Linked DNA regions of Homo sapiens: regions 1, 2, 3 and 4 are each linked to region 5. Evidence: chromatin contacts called from ENCODE Hi-C or POLR2A ChIA-PET data. All regions are on one chromosome and are shown on one strand. The core of a region is the stretch at or near the end of the contact, and the rest is flanking DNA. Distances in the headings are between cores, read along the strand shown. Region 1 overlaps CREBBP (CREB binding lysine acetyltransferase). Region 2 has its middle 11 kb from the start of TRIDDENT. Region 3 overlaps CREBBP (CREB binding lysine acetyltransferase). Region 4 holds the start of UBALD1 (UBA like domain containing 1). Region 5 holds the start of LINC01569 (long intergenic non-protein coding RNA 1569).

Region 1 (2,700 bases), core at 1-2,500, 460 kb before region 5:
CAGGACAGTCATGTCGTGTGCAGTTCTTCCAATGAGAGATGATTTGTCGTGAAGATGCACAATGGGCAACTATGACCAGAAAAACAACGAGATGTTATTTTTCTATCCAAATCGTCACACTTTCAATTATACCTAAATTATAATGCCAGATTCCATAAGAAAATGGTAACAAGTGTAACCATAACACAGTATAGGCAGTCCTCAACTTACAAACAGGCTGTTTTCCAAAAAGTTTGTAAGTTGACTGTTGAGAAATCCAAACAAAACTTCCCCTAGAAGCAATGTTATGAAGGATGGGTGATAAAGGGCAGCCCACAAAACAAAACAAAAACTATTCAACCTGGAATAGCGAACAACTGCAATGAAAGGTAGAACAAATAATAGTTCTGTGATGTCACTATTTAAAATAAAAATGTTCAATTATGTTTCAAGATGAAACCACCTAAATACTACAGTGAAGAAATACAGATAGAGAAGCAAATGAGAAGTCTGTAGAGATTCTGAAAGGGACTCTGGGCACTTGGTGAAGAAGTACTCGAGAGGCTAACTGACCCTGGTTATTCCGTCTTCATCTTCTAAAGGTCTAACCTTACCCTTCTCTGCTTCTCTGTTACAACAGGGTTACTCTGGGGACTCACAAATGTCACAACGGGAGACGGGGAGACCAGGGGGAGATTCCCCTAAGTTTATGAGCATAAGCAGAGAAGGAAAGAGAATAAAGATTAAAGGAAAGTACAGCTGTTAATAAGAAACACTTCCTTCGGTAGAAATGAGGTGTCTGCGGTAAAAGGGGAGACAGAGGGCACGTGAAGTGCCTAGTTCACCACCCCCCCTGGGATGATACAGTGCATAGTTCCCCATGTCACTGCCAGTCACCCAGGACAACTTCGCTGTCATCCGCACTTGCCTCAAGACACAGGACAGAGGAGCAAGGCCGCAGGCCACCAAGACAGATGTTGGGATGCAGGAAGGGCGTGTGCCTGCACGTGCCTGTGCTATGTTCATTGCCCCAAAAGAAAACCACAATCTAGACATTCACAACAAAGACAGTGCTCAAGAAGTGACCAATGTCTTCCGTGACAGAGGAAGGAGGAAAAGAACAAATACGGGGCACAGCTTCAAGCAGCAGAAGTTCACAGAGTATCAGAAAACCAAATCGCCTTTCTCTTCAGCAGATAAGACTTCCTGGAGCACCTGACTGTCGTCGCGTGGGGAACGTGAGCGCAACATGTCTTGCCACACCCAATGGAAGGCAGCACTCAGGCTGCCGGAGCCTTATGAACCAGAGAGCTGCTGTAAGAACAATAAAGGCAAATTCTTCCTGACCTCTACCACTAGGAGTTCCAAAAACAGCACTTACCTTGGCAGGCTTTCCCAGCCTGACAATGCGTCATGTGATTCAAAACGTTTTTCATGGTTCGACAATGCGGGAGCGAGCAGGCCCGAACCTCTCCGTTTGCTTGCTCTCGTCTCTGACACTTATGAGCATGAAGCAGTAGAACCAGCTGCTGCTGTATCAGTTTGCGTTTTTCAGGATCTGCAGTGGGGCCTGTTGCAATTGCTTGTGTGGGTACAATTCCCACTGATGTTTGCATCTGAGACTAAAATAAAGCAAAATAATAAAAATACTTTAACCTCTCAGAGTTCCAAGTCATATTCATTAATTATTTCTCAAACAAAAGCAAAAGCTGATGGATAATACCGACCACAGAGAGAAGGCTGGTGTAGTTCTCTAACCCACTGATGACTTTAAGAAGATCCAGCAGCACAGAAATCAACCCAACTCAGCAGCAAGGCTGATTCAAGTTCACTTGTATACAATTATCATCCAAGCAAGACAATGGCTGGCTCTTCACTGTAGCAACCAAAATCCAACTCACTCTACAATATACACAACTACAGGAAAAGCTGTGTACTATACCAGCTGGACCATATGAAACTGCTGTTTCTGTAGGTCCCAAATGGCCAAACACTGGCAATTTCATAGGGTACAACCTAATTAAAAAGATTGCCAAGGCCTGGCCGAGCGCGTTGGCTCACGCCTGTAATCTCAGCACTCTGGGAGGCCGAGGCAGGCGGATCACGAGGTCAGGAGATCGGGACCACCCTGGCTAACACGATGAGACCTCATCTCTACTAAAAAACAGAAAAAATTAGGACTATAGGCGTGGTGGCGGGTGCCTGTAGTCCCACCTACTCGGGAGGCTGAGGCAGGAGAATGGTGTGAACCCGGGAGGCGGAGCTTGCAGTGAGCTGAGATGGCGCCACCGCACTCCAGCCTGGGCGACAGATCGAGACTCCGTCTCAAAAAAAAAAAAAAAAAAAAAAAAAAAAAAAAAAGATTTGCCAAGGCCTGACCAATTGCAATGTACTACAAACATTTGATGTAGCAAAAAGAATCAGAGCCACCTTTTGGATTTCATTATCACATGACTAGAAGGACAATGCGTGCAGCTTGATTTCACAGCAACCATTACCTCTCCTAAAAGAATAATGACAGTTAGCCTTAATACAACCACCCAGTGCAATGGGAAATGCATTCTTGTCCTATGCTTTGTTTTTCATTACAATTTCCACTCAGACAGCTGACAATTTTTAAAGATTTGGTGATCTGCTAAAAATACAGAAAGGGTTTGCTTTCAGTTGCCTGAAATAACAAGCCAGACCAAACAAACCTTTTAACAGCAAGGCAAATGGAAA
Region 2 (2,700 bases), core at 61-2,560, 310 kb before region 5:
ACCCTATTTAATTAATTAATTAATTTTTTTTTGAGGTGGACTATCATTCTGTCATCCAGGCTGGAGTGCAGTGGTACGATCTTGGCTCACAGCAACCTCTACCTCCCAGGTTCAAGCGATTCTCCTGCCTCAGCCTCCCAAGTAGCTGGGATCACAAGCACATGCCACCATGACCGGTTAATTTTTGTATTTTTAGTAGAGATGGGGGTTTCACCATGTTGGCCAGGCTGGTCTCGAACTCCTGACCTCAGGTGATCCTCCCGCCTCGGCCTCCCAAAGTGCTGGGATTACAGGCGTGGGCCACTGCACCCGGCCTAAATTTGAATTTCAAATGTCAAATTTTTTTTTTTTAGTGTAAGTATATCCCAACTCATGCACTATTTGGGATATACTTATACTACAAAAATTATTCATTGTTGATCTCACCCTCATAGTTACATATACACCCTGTATTTTTATTTGCTAAATCTGGCAACATCCACTGGACAGGAAATTCAAAGATCCAGATTCTAGTCCTGGCTTTGCGCTAACGAGGAGTTGGAGCAAAGAGGGTACTGCTTCTCAGGCCTCTGGTTAAAAGAAGCCCCTCTCCACCTCCCTCACTGCCTCCACCATCCAGGGTGAGAGAGGTACCGTCAGACACGCCAGAGCTAGACCCCAAGCGGATGCTTTCTAGGGCAAGGTGAGATTTTGCAGGAAAGGAGTGCATAGGCGTGCACAGGGGACGCGCGCTAAGCGTAAGGCGGCGTTCTCAATGCTTAGCAGTGCATTGGGATCGCCTGGTGAACGGGAACGATACTGACGGCCAGCGCCCCCACTCCCAATTCGACTGGTCTAAAGTGGGGCCCAGATACTTGTCTTTTTTTTTTTTTTAAAGTTCCACAGTGACTCCGCTGTGACCTGCACAGTTAAGAAACTGCAGGAGTCCGGGCGGTTTCCAAGGATGGGTCAGGGGCTGAAGGCGGTCTGTGCAATTGGCCCCGGGCTTGCCGAGCTGGAAGAGCCCCTGAGTGGCACTGGAGCCACTTCCGCCTGCATGAAGAAAGGGGTGCCGGGAGGACTGAGGAGGGACTAGGACCCCATCCCTGTTCCTGAGCCAGCGCCCGTCCCACCTCTGGCACGGTGCCTCCAGAAACCCAACAGGGGGAGCGCCTGGACCCCAGGCAGGACGCCGCGTGGGGGACGCTGGCTGTGGACCCCTGTCCCGAGGGCGGCCAGAGGCTGGCTCTGAATCCCAGGATGCCCAGGCCACGCTCGCTCAGTCCCGGAGCTTGGGACTTCTGAAGACGCGGGGCCTCGTTTGGGGTCGCAAGTCTGAGCGCTCCGGCTCTGGTTGGCGCTAGGTGGCGCCCGAGAGCGCGCCAGGCTCACCCTGGGGAGACCTGGGGCCAGCCGGGGTCTCCCTGCTCTGGCGCAGGCAGATCATCGACCCCTGCGTGGCGCAGTTACAGGATCCTTGGGCGGTGCCATGCAATGCCTTCTCAAGGCCCAGCACTTCGCCCGATCCCTGGGAGGGATGGACAGTCGTGCGCCCCATAGAGGTTTGGGTCAACAGCCTGCATATAGGACCGTGGTCCCATAAGATTTTCACGGAGCTGAAAAATTCTTAACATTCTTATGGCCTAGAGACTTCATAGGGGAACGCATTCCTCACGAGTTTGTGGTGATGCTGGTGTAAACCAACCTACAGTGCTGTCAGTCATATAAAAGTCTAGCACATGTAATTATGCACCGTACATAATACTCGGTAATGATAATAAACAACTGTGTTACTGGCTTAGGTATTTACTACACTATACTTTTTTCATTTCATTTTGTTTTGTTTTTATAGAGACAGGGTCTCACTCTGTTGCCTAGGCTGGAGTACAGTGGTGTGACCATAGCTCGCTGCAGGCTTGGCCTCCGGAGCTCAAACAATCCTTCTGCCTCAGCCTCCTGAGTAGCTGAGACTACAGGTGTGCGCCAGCACTCCTGGCTATTTTTTAAAAATTTTTAGTAGAGACAAGGTTTGACGAAGTTGCCCAGGCTGGCCTTGAACTCTTGAGCTCAAGCGATCCTCTGACCTTGGCCTCCCAGAGTGCTGGGATTACAGGCCTGAGCCATGGTGCCTGGTCCTTATTGTTCCTTAGAGTGCACTCATATTTTTTTACAGTTACCCGTAAAACAGCCTCGGGCAGGCCTTTCAGGAGGTATTCTAGAAGAAAGCATTATTATCACAGGAGATGACAGTCTGCATACACATTGCCTCTGAAGACCTTCCAGTGGGACGAGATGTGGAGGTGGAAGACAGTGACATTCATGATCGTGACCCTGGGTAGGCCTAGGCTAATGTGTATGTGTGTCTTAGTTTTTAATAAAAAAGTTTAAAAAGTTTAAAAAAAATTAATAGAAAAGGCTGTCCAGGCACAGTGGCTCCTGCCTGTAATCCCAGCACTTTGGGAGGCCAAGGCGGGCAGATCACCTGAGGTCAGGAGTTTGAGACCAGCCTGGCCAACATGGTGAAACCCCATCTCCACTAAAAAATACAAAAATTAGCCGGGCATCGTGGTGGGCGCCTGTAATCCCAGCTACTTGGGAGGCTGAGGCAGGGAGAATTAATTGCTTGAACTCAGGAGACGGAGGTTGCGGTGAGCCGAGATCGCGCCACAGCACTCCAGCCTGGGCAACAGAATGAGACTCCGTCTAGAAGAAGAAGAAAAA
Region 3 (2,700 bases), core at 159-2,658, 490 kb before region 5:
TCTTCATACACTTCAACCAAAATAACCAATCACAACACAGTAAATGCAGAGGCAGATACCCTTAATAACGCCACTATTCTTACTTATTTTTGTTTTGGAAAAATTGTTTTTCATATAAATGTTTTCTATGGGTGCCATGTAACAGACTATTTTAAATGAACTAAATATTTAAAAATTTTTCTCTTTTTTTTTTTCAGACAACAATCTCACTTTTGTCTCCCAGGCTAGAGTGCAGTGATGTGATCTGGGCTCACTGCAGCCTCAAACTCCTAGGCTCAGGCAATCCTGCCGCTTCCGCTTCTCGAGCAGCTAGAATTATAGGCGTGCACCACCACACTTAGCTAGTTTTATTTTAGTTTTGTAGAGATGGAGCCTTGCTATGTTGCTCAGGCTGGTTTTGAACTCCCAGCATCAAGCAAGCCTCCCATCTCAGCCTCCCAAAGTGCTGGGATTACAGGTGTAAGCCACTGTACTCAAATTTCTCAACTTTAGTTTCCAGTAGAGTAAGCAATGATAGATAATCCACACAACAACTCTCTGGGGCCCTCAATTTCTAAGAGTATAAAGAGCCCTGAGATTCACTGTACTCCACACTCTCCAGGGTCCCTTCCAGCTGCAGAGTAACATGGTCTCAGTCTCTAACATTTCTCTGCAATCTTTCCCAAAAGTGTCATCTGCAGCCTTGGACTTTCTGAGTCCTGTCTCCCATTTCTAAGGTTCACTTGACAATTTTCTGATACCCTGTTATCTCTTTACTGTGGATACATCTCAAATGGATTCCATCCAACTTCCACTGTGAGGCGGGCTTACCTCACACATCTCAGACCCCAAAGATGCCTAACCTACCCCTCCCCCATGTCTCACTACACAGGGTCCCTAGGCGCCACCCTGCCCCTCACTCTGCATGCTCAGCTTCCTCACTGCACCTGCAGAAACCTTCTGCCTCCAAGTCACCCTGTGCTGTCATAATGACCATCTTCCTTAAATTATGGCTTTTTTGGTTATTCTCCTACTCACATACATCACTGGTTCTTTATACTTTTATGAGTAAAGCCAAGCTCCTTAACCTGCTCAAGGACCCAGACACATTTCAACTCGGCCCCTGCCAGCACCATCAGAAGACAGCTCTGCAGCCTGGGTGCCCTCGGAGCAGCAGCTCATCTCTCACTCCTGCCATGAGCCCCACAGGCACAGGGCAGGGGTCCTGCTCAGCCTGAGTGTTTCTGCAGGGGAAAGTCTGGGGAATGGCAGGCAAGAAAGGTAAAAGGGCAGATAGAATTATGTTTCTACTTTAGCTTTTAATCCTCCACATGGAATCCTAACACCGTGGAAAAGCAGCATGCTTTAATAAGGTAATGAATAAATGGCCTACTTTTTTTGCGCGGCTGCGAAGGAGATGTTGACTGAGAGGCTGTGCCGTTACTGCTACTCTCTTCTTCCTCTTTAACTTCTACTTTCACTTCAGGTTTCTTTTCATCCACTTCCATTGGTTCTGATTTCTGCTCTGCTATGTCTGTTTCTTCTTTAACTTGGGAAGCTCCTTGCAAATCCTCCTCCATCATCTTGAGAAAAACATTACAGATAACATATGAATATCAAACACCTTTATGTTACCGCAACCTCACGGGAAGACTCTTACAAGCCTAAAACAGGTTTGTTAAAACCTTCCTCTAGTCAGAGTTGCATTTATGATTCCTCTTCTCTTCCGGAAGAAGAAATAAAGTACTTGGTGTTCATTAAGTCGCTTCAGCACAGAGTCAGTGCAATTATGGTCCTAAATTTAAAAGTGTTTTTTTTTTTTTTTTTTTTTTTTTTTTTTTTTGAGACAGAGTCTAACACCCAGGCTGGAGTGCAATGGCAAGATCTTGGCTCACTGCAACCTCCCCCTCCTGGGTTCTAGCAATTCTCCTGCCTCAGCCTCCCGAGTAGCTGGGATTACACGTGTGTGCCACCACACTCGGCTAATTTTTTATATTCTTGGTAGATATGGGGTTTCATCATGTTGGCGAGGCTGGTCTCGAACTCCTGACCTCAAGTGATCCACCTGCCTCGGCCTCCCAAAGTGCTGGGATTACAGGTGTGAGCCACAGCTCCCAGCCTAATTTAAAAGTTTTTAAATGTAAAACTGCTTTAAAAATTGCACATACTCAGATTTTTCACTACAGATATTTCTAATTTGGAATAAAAATCTCCTTGAAAGTTGGGGCAGGGACCAAAAGTCCTTCTCAGAGGCAGGTGTGGTATGAGACAGGAAGGAGCAGTGGGGACTGTGGCTAATTGGAGAGCCCACTACAGTTGGTGCTCACAACCAGACTGCTGTCACACAGGGATGCAGGCACAATGCTGAAAGCATCTCATTTTTCAAGAAAAGCCAGAAATCTAGAGTTTTATTTGCAATTTCCTGATTTTTAAGGTATTGTGTGGGCCAAACACATTTAGAGGCTGGATCCAGCCCACGGTCTGCCAGCTTTCAGCTTCTGCCATAGGTTAATTAGTAAATGAATCCACCACCCCTTCTGTAGTCTACCTCTGCAGAACTAGAAATGAATGGAGAACATAAAATAAAAGGCTGTTGGATGATTCAAGTATTTCAAATATAAGCCAGTATTCTTCATTTCGGGCAAAATAAACCCACCCCTCATATTTAAAAATGAAAAACCAAGCTGTTTTCAATCAATTTCCTATACACCAAACCCCGAA
Region 4 (2,700 bases), core at 161-2,660, 360 kb after region 5:
AGCTTGGGACATTCTGATCCCCCTGCAGTCCCCAGGAAGCGGAGCCTCAGAGTCCTCTGGCTTCTAGTCCCTCCTGCAGGCCCTGGGATGGCTCCTCATGGAGAAACCAGGTTCCCAGTCCCCGGCTGGGCACAGATGGTACCGGGATGGCTGAGGCCATGACCCTACCCCTGTGAGGGGCACAGCTCAAAGGGCTCTGGCCTCATCCCCTGATACCAACCACCATGGGGTTAATCCTGGGGTCGGTGAATTAGGGAAAGCCAGGTAGCCTCTGGGCAGCACAAGCCAGGAGCACTACTGTCCTATGGGTTAGGAGAGGCCCGGGGGAGTGGGTGCCAGACCGGGGCAGCATCACCTCCTACCCAGCTAGCCCGAAAGCTGGTGAACCGTGTGCACCCTCCCCATTGCACCGGTAAAGGGACAGATGCCCCTGCCAGCCCCAGGAGAGCACCTAGTCGCGCACACGGAGTCCCCAGGCACACCTCTGAAGGGGATACACGCTCATCCCTGTGGTGTAGTGTGGGGCTCCGACACGCCACCCCTACACTCCAGGCCGTGTACACACATCACACCGTGCCGGGCACGGGCGGCATCTGCACACCCGCCACATGTGTACGCGTTGATCACACACCAAACGCACCAGGGGGCTGCGCGTTCACACGCGCGCCAACGTGCCCGCAGGTCCGCCACCTCCCCGGTGCCCGGCCGACGCCGTGGCGCGGTGCGTGCGTAAACACAAATGCACATGGACGTGTGCGCACGCCGCCGACCGCCCACCAGGCACGCGGACCCTCGGACCACTCGCCCGGAGCGGCTCCGCCCTCCGGCCCAGCTCTGCCGAGGCCTGGGGCGTCCTCCTTCCGGCCGCCCGCCCGACTGTCCGTCTGCACCGCGGGGCCGCCCGGCCCTCGGCCGTTACCCGGACAAAAGGGGTGGGGGGGGTCCCCGTCTCGATCCCGGGGGACTCGCGGCCCCGCGGGGGCGGCGTATCCCCGACCGGTGGCCCGGTTCCCACCTCCGCCCGCCGCGAGCCCTTGGGATCCGGACGCCGGGCACCGCCGTCGGGAAAGCGGGTCGGGTCTGCGGCCCGGAGGGGGCGCACAGCCGGCACGCGTCCACGCCGTCCGCCCCCGCCCGGCGGCCACGCGGGACACACTCCGCCCGTGGCCCCGGCCCTCGCCCGGCTCCGGCGCCGCGCACCTCGAACTGCCAGTGGGCCGCCTGCAGCAGTTGCTTCGCCTGGTCGGCCGCGCAGCCCGCCGTCAGCACGAACTGGTTGATCATGACCTGGTGCTTGAGCTCGTCCATGTTCACGGACATGGCGCCGCCGCGCTGCCCGCTCCGGCCTCCCTCCTCCGCCCGCGCCTCCGCCTCACGCGTCCACCATTAGCGAGCCGGCTCCGGCTAATACAAATATTTACTGTGCGGCTCTGACTCACCGCGCCTCGCCTCGCTCCGCCGGCGCCGCGGCATGCTGGGATATGTAGTCCCCACGGTGCGCCGGGCGCCCCGGGGGAGCGGGGCCGGCACCCTAGGGGACGCGAAGCCCGGGAAGGGGCGTGTCTGAGCACCGAGCGCCCGCTGTGCGGATGTCCGGGCCGTAACCCGAGCCGGGCGCGTCCACGTCGTCCTCGTTGCTCTCGGTGGCACCCGTGCCCCTGCTCTGGCACGGATGGGGGTCCGCTGGCGGGGGCCACGTCTGTGCATGGGCGCAAATGCCTGACCACAGGATCTTGGCCAAGGCCTGGGGACCGTGTCTGAACTGTGAGCGCCTACTGTGTGTGGATGCCCGGGCCGTGACCAGGGTTGGGGGAGTCCACGTCGCCCTCGTTGCTCTGGGTGGCACCCGGCCCCTGCTCTGGCACGGATGGAGGTCCGCAGGCGGGGGCCTCAGGTTCGTGCATAGGCGTTTTTGCCAAGGCCCAGGAACGGTGTCTGAAAACTGAGTGCCTAATGTGTGCAGGCGCCTGAGCTGGGACCAGAGCCAGTCACGTCCACGTCGCCCTCGTTGCTCTCGGTGGCACCCACGCCCCTGCTCTGGCGGGAATTAGGAGCCCAGAGGCCGGGGCCACAGATCTGTGCATGGGCGCAAACGCCAGGCCACAGACGTCTTTGCCATGCCCCGGGGACTGTGACTGAACGCTAAGTGCCTACTGTGCGCAGCTGTCCAGACCGTGACCAGAGCCAGGCACGTCCATGTCGCCCTCATTGCTCTCGGTGGCACCCGTGCCCCTGCTCTGGCACGAATTGGGGTCCCAAGGTGGGGCATACAGATCTGTGCATGGGCGCAAACGCCGGGCCACAGGCGTCTTTGCTAAGACCTAGGGACCCTGAACCCCTCTGTGATTGGCATCGCTCTGTGTTAAATAGTAGGCACGCCCTTAAGAGAGGGGTCTCTAGGAATTTTGGCCCAAATCGGCTGGTCTAGGCTGAAAGGCCCGGCACACTGTAGGCGCCGACAAATACTCGTTCAGTGAATGAATGAATGAGCCACTTAAAAGCTCCGCCGCACGTCACCGCCTATAGCTAGCCTCCTAGCTCTCCTCACTCAATCTCTCATCGCCCACTCGTGGCATGGGTCCTTCCTAGCCTGGCTCTGGGCCTGCCCCACTGTAGCCCCATGACCCTCTGGACGGCGCCTGGGACAGGCTGGCGGGGCCAGCAGCCTCTGGTGCTTCGGGGTCCCCCTCCCAGCAGTTC
Region 5 (2,700 bases), core at 195-2,694:
AAAAAAAAAAAAAAAAAAAGATAGGCCAAGAGCAGTGGCTGACGTCGTAATCCCAGCACTTTGGGAGGCCGAGACGGGCAGATCACCTTAAGTCAGAAGTTTAAGACCAGCCTGGCCAACATGGTGAAACCCGTCTCTACTAAAAATACAAAAAAATTAGCTGGGCGTGGTGGCGCACACCTGTAATCCCAAATAACTCGGGAGGCTGAGAAAGAAGAATCACTTGAACCCGGGAGGCGGAGGTCCACTGCGCTCCAGCATGGGTGACAGACCGAGGCTCTGTCTCAAAAACAAATAGAGATGAGGTCTTGCTATGTTGTCCAGGCTAGTCTAGAAATCCAGGGCTAAAGCCATCTTCCCCCTTCAGCCTCTCTAGTAGCTGAGACTACAGGTTAGAACCACCAACCCAGACTTCTCCCTGTACATTTCAATAATTATTTCAAAACTTAAAAATCTGAAAGAAAGCAAACTGCTTGATAGTGGCAGAAAGCAAGCATGAGGGGATTCTGGGGCTTGCTGGGGGTGTTGGCTACCTGGGTGTATGTTCAGTTTGTGAAAATTCACGGAGCGCCTAAGCTATGCACCCTCTTCTGAATGTGTTACCCAGTACTCCAATAAAAGGCTTTTGGCCCTGGAGAGGTGGCTCACGCCTGTAATCCCAGCACTTTGGGAGGCCAAGGCGGGCGGAGCACCTGAGGTCGGGAGTTCGAGACCAGCCTGACCAACATGGAGAAACCCCGTCTCTACTATAAGTACAAAATTAGCCGGGCGTGGTGGCGCATGCCTGCAACCCCAGCTACTCAGGAGGCTGAGGCGGAAAATCGCTTGAACCCGGGAGGCGGGGGTTGCGGTGAGCCCAGATCGCGCCACTGCACTCCAGCCTGGTCAACATGAGCTAAATTACGTCTCAAAAAAAAAATAAATAAATAAAACAGCCGAGCTGGAGGTGTGTGCCTGTAATCCCAGCTACTCAGGAGGCTGAGGCGGGAGGCTCGCTTGAGCCCGGAAGGTGGAGGCTGCAGTGAGCCGAGATCGCGTCACTGCACTCCAGCCTGGGCGACACAGCACGACTCTTTTAAAAACAGGTTTTGTTGAGTGCCGCATTGATCCGGTCCCTCCCACGCCCCCTGTGCTTCACAAAAACGTCAGGTCCGAGCTCCGGCGCGGCGGTCTCCTCCTCCGCGGGTCCGGGCCGGAACTCGGCAGAAGGACGAGCAGCTCCTTGGGGCCGGCAGTCTCCCATCGCACTGAGATTGACACGGCAATGTTTCGGATACTCTGGGTAAAAATTAAATGTCTTACGAAAAGTCCTGTCACCCGTTTCTTGATTACTTTTTACGGCGGCTTCCAGAACCTTTCGTCAGCGCGAGCTCCATGCCCGGAGGCCGCCGTCACCTGCTCTCCGGGAAGGCCCTGGGCAGGCAGGCAGCGCGCTGAAGGAGTCCGGGAGCAGATCGTGCGAGAGAGCGCGCGGGCGCCAGGCGCGGGGGCGGGGCCAGACGTGCGTGCTGGCGGGAGCGCGCGCGCCATGGCCTGAGGCGTCTGGGAACATGCGCGGCGAGGGGACGGGCGGGGCGAGTCCGGGAAGGGGCGGGGCCGCAGCCGCGCCCCTGACTTCCACCGCCTGCGGGTGAGACCGCCTACCATCGCCCGGCGCGCTTGAGCATGCAAGGGGAGGTGGGATTCCCCTGGCCCGCCCCCAAGCCACGCCTCTGGCCTATGAGAACTGAGCTGTCCCGCAGGGACCGAGAGAGGAGCCTCCGCTTTCGCAGGGGCTGGGCGTTCCGGGCGCACTGCGCCCTCTGTTGATCCTCTTAGGAGCTGCGTGGGGACCGTCGGGCCTGCCGTTTCGCACCTGGCCGAAAGGGGTCGCTGTGCCGGGCCAGATCCTATGTAAATTTAGCTGGATAATCTCAGCAAGAGAAAATTGGCTGCAGTGCAAAGAAGCCAGGCTCAAAAGGCAGGGTTATCCCATTTCTATGACATGTCACAGGTAAGACTATGGCAACATAGATCAGTGGCTCCTAGGGGCTGGGTTGACCACCAAGAGGCATGGGGGGCATTGGAAATGAAGGAACTAATTCATATCTTTTTTATTTTGCTTTGGTTTTATTTATTATTTATCTATTTATTTATTTTTGAGACAGTTTCGCTCTTGTTGCCCAGGCTGGAGTGCAATGGCGCGATCTCGGCCCACCGCAACCTCCGCCGCCTGGGTTCAAGCGATTCTCGTGTCTTAGCCTCCCGAGTAGCTGGGATTACAGGCATGCGCCACCACGCCCGGTTAATTTTGTATTTTTAGTAGAGACAAGGTTTCTCCATGTTGGTCAGGCTGCTGTCGAACTCCCGACTTCAGGTGATCCGCCCACCTTGGCCTCCCAAAGTGCTGGAATTACAGGCGTGAGCCACCGTACCCGGCCTGTTTTATTTTTTCTTTAAATCATATCTTGATCATAGTGGTGGGTAGGAAACTATGCATTTGCGTGTAGGAAACACGCAAAACCAAAAATCAGAAAGTGTGACTTCTACTAAATGTAACTACTTTCATTTTTAAAAATTATTTATTTATTTATTTATTTTTTAAGATGGAGTGTCGCCCTGTCACCCAGGCTGGAGTGCAGTGGCACAATCTCAGCTCACTGCAACCTCCACCTCCCCGGTGCAAGTGATTCTCCTGCCTCAGCCTCACCAGTAGCTGGG

What was found. Hi-C counts contacts between places; a loop is a spot of excess contacts on that map. ChIA-PET counts read pairs that join two places held with the same protein, here RNA polymerase II (POLR2A). Pooled maps may share reads with other maps.
Region 1: a map of naive thymus-derived CD4-positive, alpha-beta T cell shows a loop between it and region 5 (2.7-fold over the local background). The contact joins the enhancer-like site here to the promoter of LINC01569 in region 5. A Hi-C loop is called at or near these places in 1 of 168 maps with a recorded cell type or tissue (naive thymus-derived CD4-positive, alpha-beta T cell), 7 of 37 single-sample maps with no recorded cell type and 14 of 50 pooled maps. POLR2A ChIA-PET finds 5 or more read pairs at or near these places in 2 of 52 experiments (A673 and activated CD4-positive, alpha-beta T cell).
Region 2: a loop to region 5 is called in a map of naive thymus-derived CD4-positive, alpha-beta T cell, with 32 times the contacts of the local background. The contact joins the enhancer-like site here to the promoter of LINC01569 in region 5. A Hi-C loop is called at or near these places in 16 of 168 maps with a recorded cell type or tissue (A673, CD4-positive, alpha-beta T cell, CD4-positive, alpha-beta memory T cell and 10 more), 28 of 37 single-sample maps with no recorded cell type and 28 of 50 pooled maps. POLR2A ChIA-PET finds 5 or more read pairs at or near these places in 10 of 52 experiments (A549, AG04450, BJ and 7 more).
Region 3: a map of mammary epithelial cell shows a loop between it and region 5 (5-fold over the local background). The contact joins the enhancer-like site here to the promoter of LINC01569 in region 5. A Hi-C loop is called at or near these places in 2 of 168 maps with a recorded cell type or tissue (chondrocyte and mammary epithelial cell) and 1 of 50 pooled maps.
Region 4: a map of CD8-positive, alpha-beta T cell shows a loop between it and region 5 (3-fold over the local background). The contact joins the promoter of UBALD1 here to the promoter of LINC01569 in region 5. A Hi-C loop is called at or near these places in 2 of 168 maps with a recorded cell type or tissue (CD8-positive, alpha-beta T cell and natural killer cell), 7 of 37 single-sample maps with no recorded cell type and 11 of 50 pooled maps. POLR2A ChIA-PET finds 5 or more read pairs at or near these places in 1 of 52 experiments (naive thymus-derived CD4-positive, alpha-beta T cell).

Annotation. Positions count from the first base shown.
Region 1 is chr16:3,792,026-3,794,725 of GRCh38, forward strand. CREBBP (CREB binding lysine acetyltransferase) reads right to left here. Exons shown (of 31, transcript NM_004380.3): 4 at 1,361-1,601; 5 at 1-69. Among named protein-coding and RNA genes, the nearest start is that of TRAP1, 76 kb to the left of the region's middle. Within about 2 kb of position 1,251, at least 9 of the 41 ENCODE cell types and tissues checked have a DNase peak (open chromatin) inside an H3K27ac peak, as active enhancers do.
Region 2 is chr16:3,937,906-3,940,605 of GRCh38, forward strand. No RefSeq gene overlaps it. Among named protein-coding and RNA genes, the nearest start is that of TRIDDENT, 11 kb to the right of the region's middle. Within about 2 kb of position 1,311, at least 2 of the 41 ENCODE cell types and tissues checked have a DNase peak (open chromatin) inside an H3K27ac peak, as active enhancers do.
Region 3 is chr16:3,766,348-3,769,047 of GRCh38, forward strand. It overlaps CREBBP (CREB binding lysine acetyltransferase), which reads right to left. Exons shown (of 31, transcript NM_004380.3): 16 at 1,373-1,562. Among named protein-coding and RNA genes, the nearest start is that of TRAP1, 50 kb to the left of the region's middle. Within about 2 kb of position 1,409, at least 2 of the 41 ENCODE cell types and tissues checked have a DNase peak (open chromatin) inside an H3K27ac peak, as active enhancers do.
Region 4 is chr16:4,613,478-4,616,177 of GRCh38, forward strand. UBALD1 (UBA like domain containing 1) reads right to left here and starts at 1,411. Exons shown (of 3, transcript NM_145253.3): 1 at 1,201-1,411. The coding sequence starts at 1,320. RefSeq lists silencers at 592-761, 842-951, 992-1,091, 1,432-1,671 and enhancers at 1,623-2,195, 2,196-2,700, 2,605-2,700.
Region 5 is chr16:4,252,345-4,255,044 of GRCh38, forward strand. LINC01569 (long intergenic non-protein coding RNA 1569) reads right to left here and starts at 1,445. Exons shown (of 3, transcript NR_039999.1): 1 at 1,303-1,445. RefSeq lists enhancers at 327-949, 1,014-1,223 and a silencer at 1,454-1,713.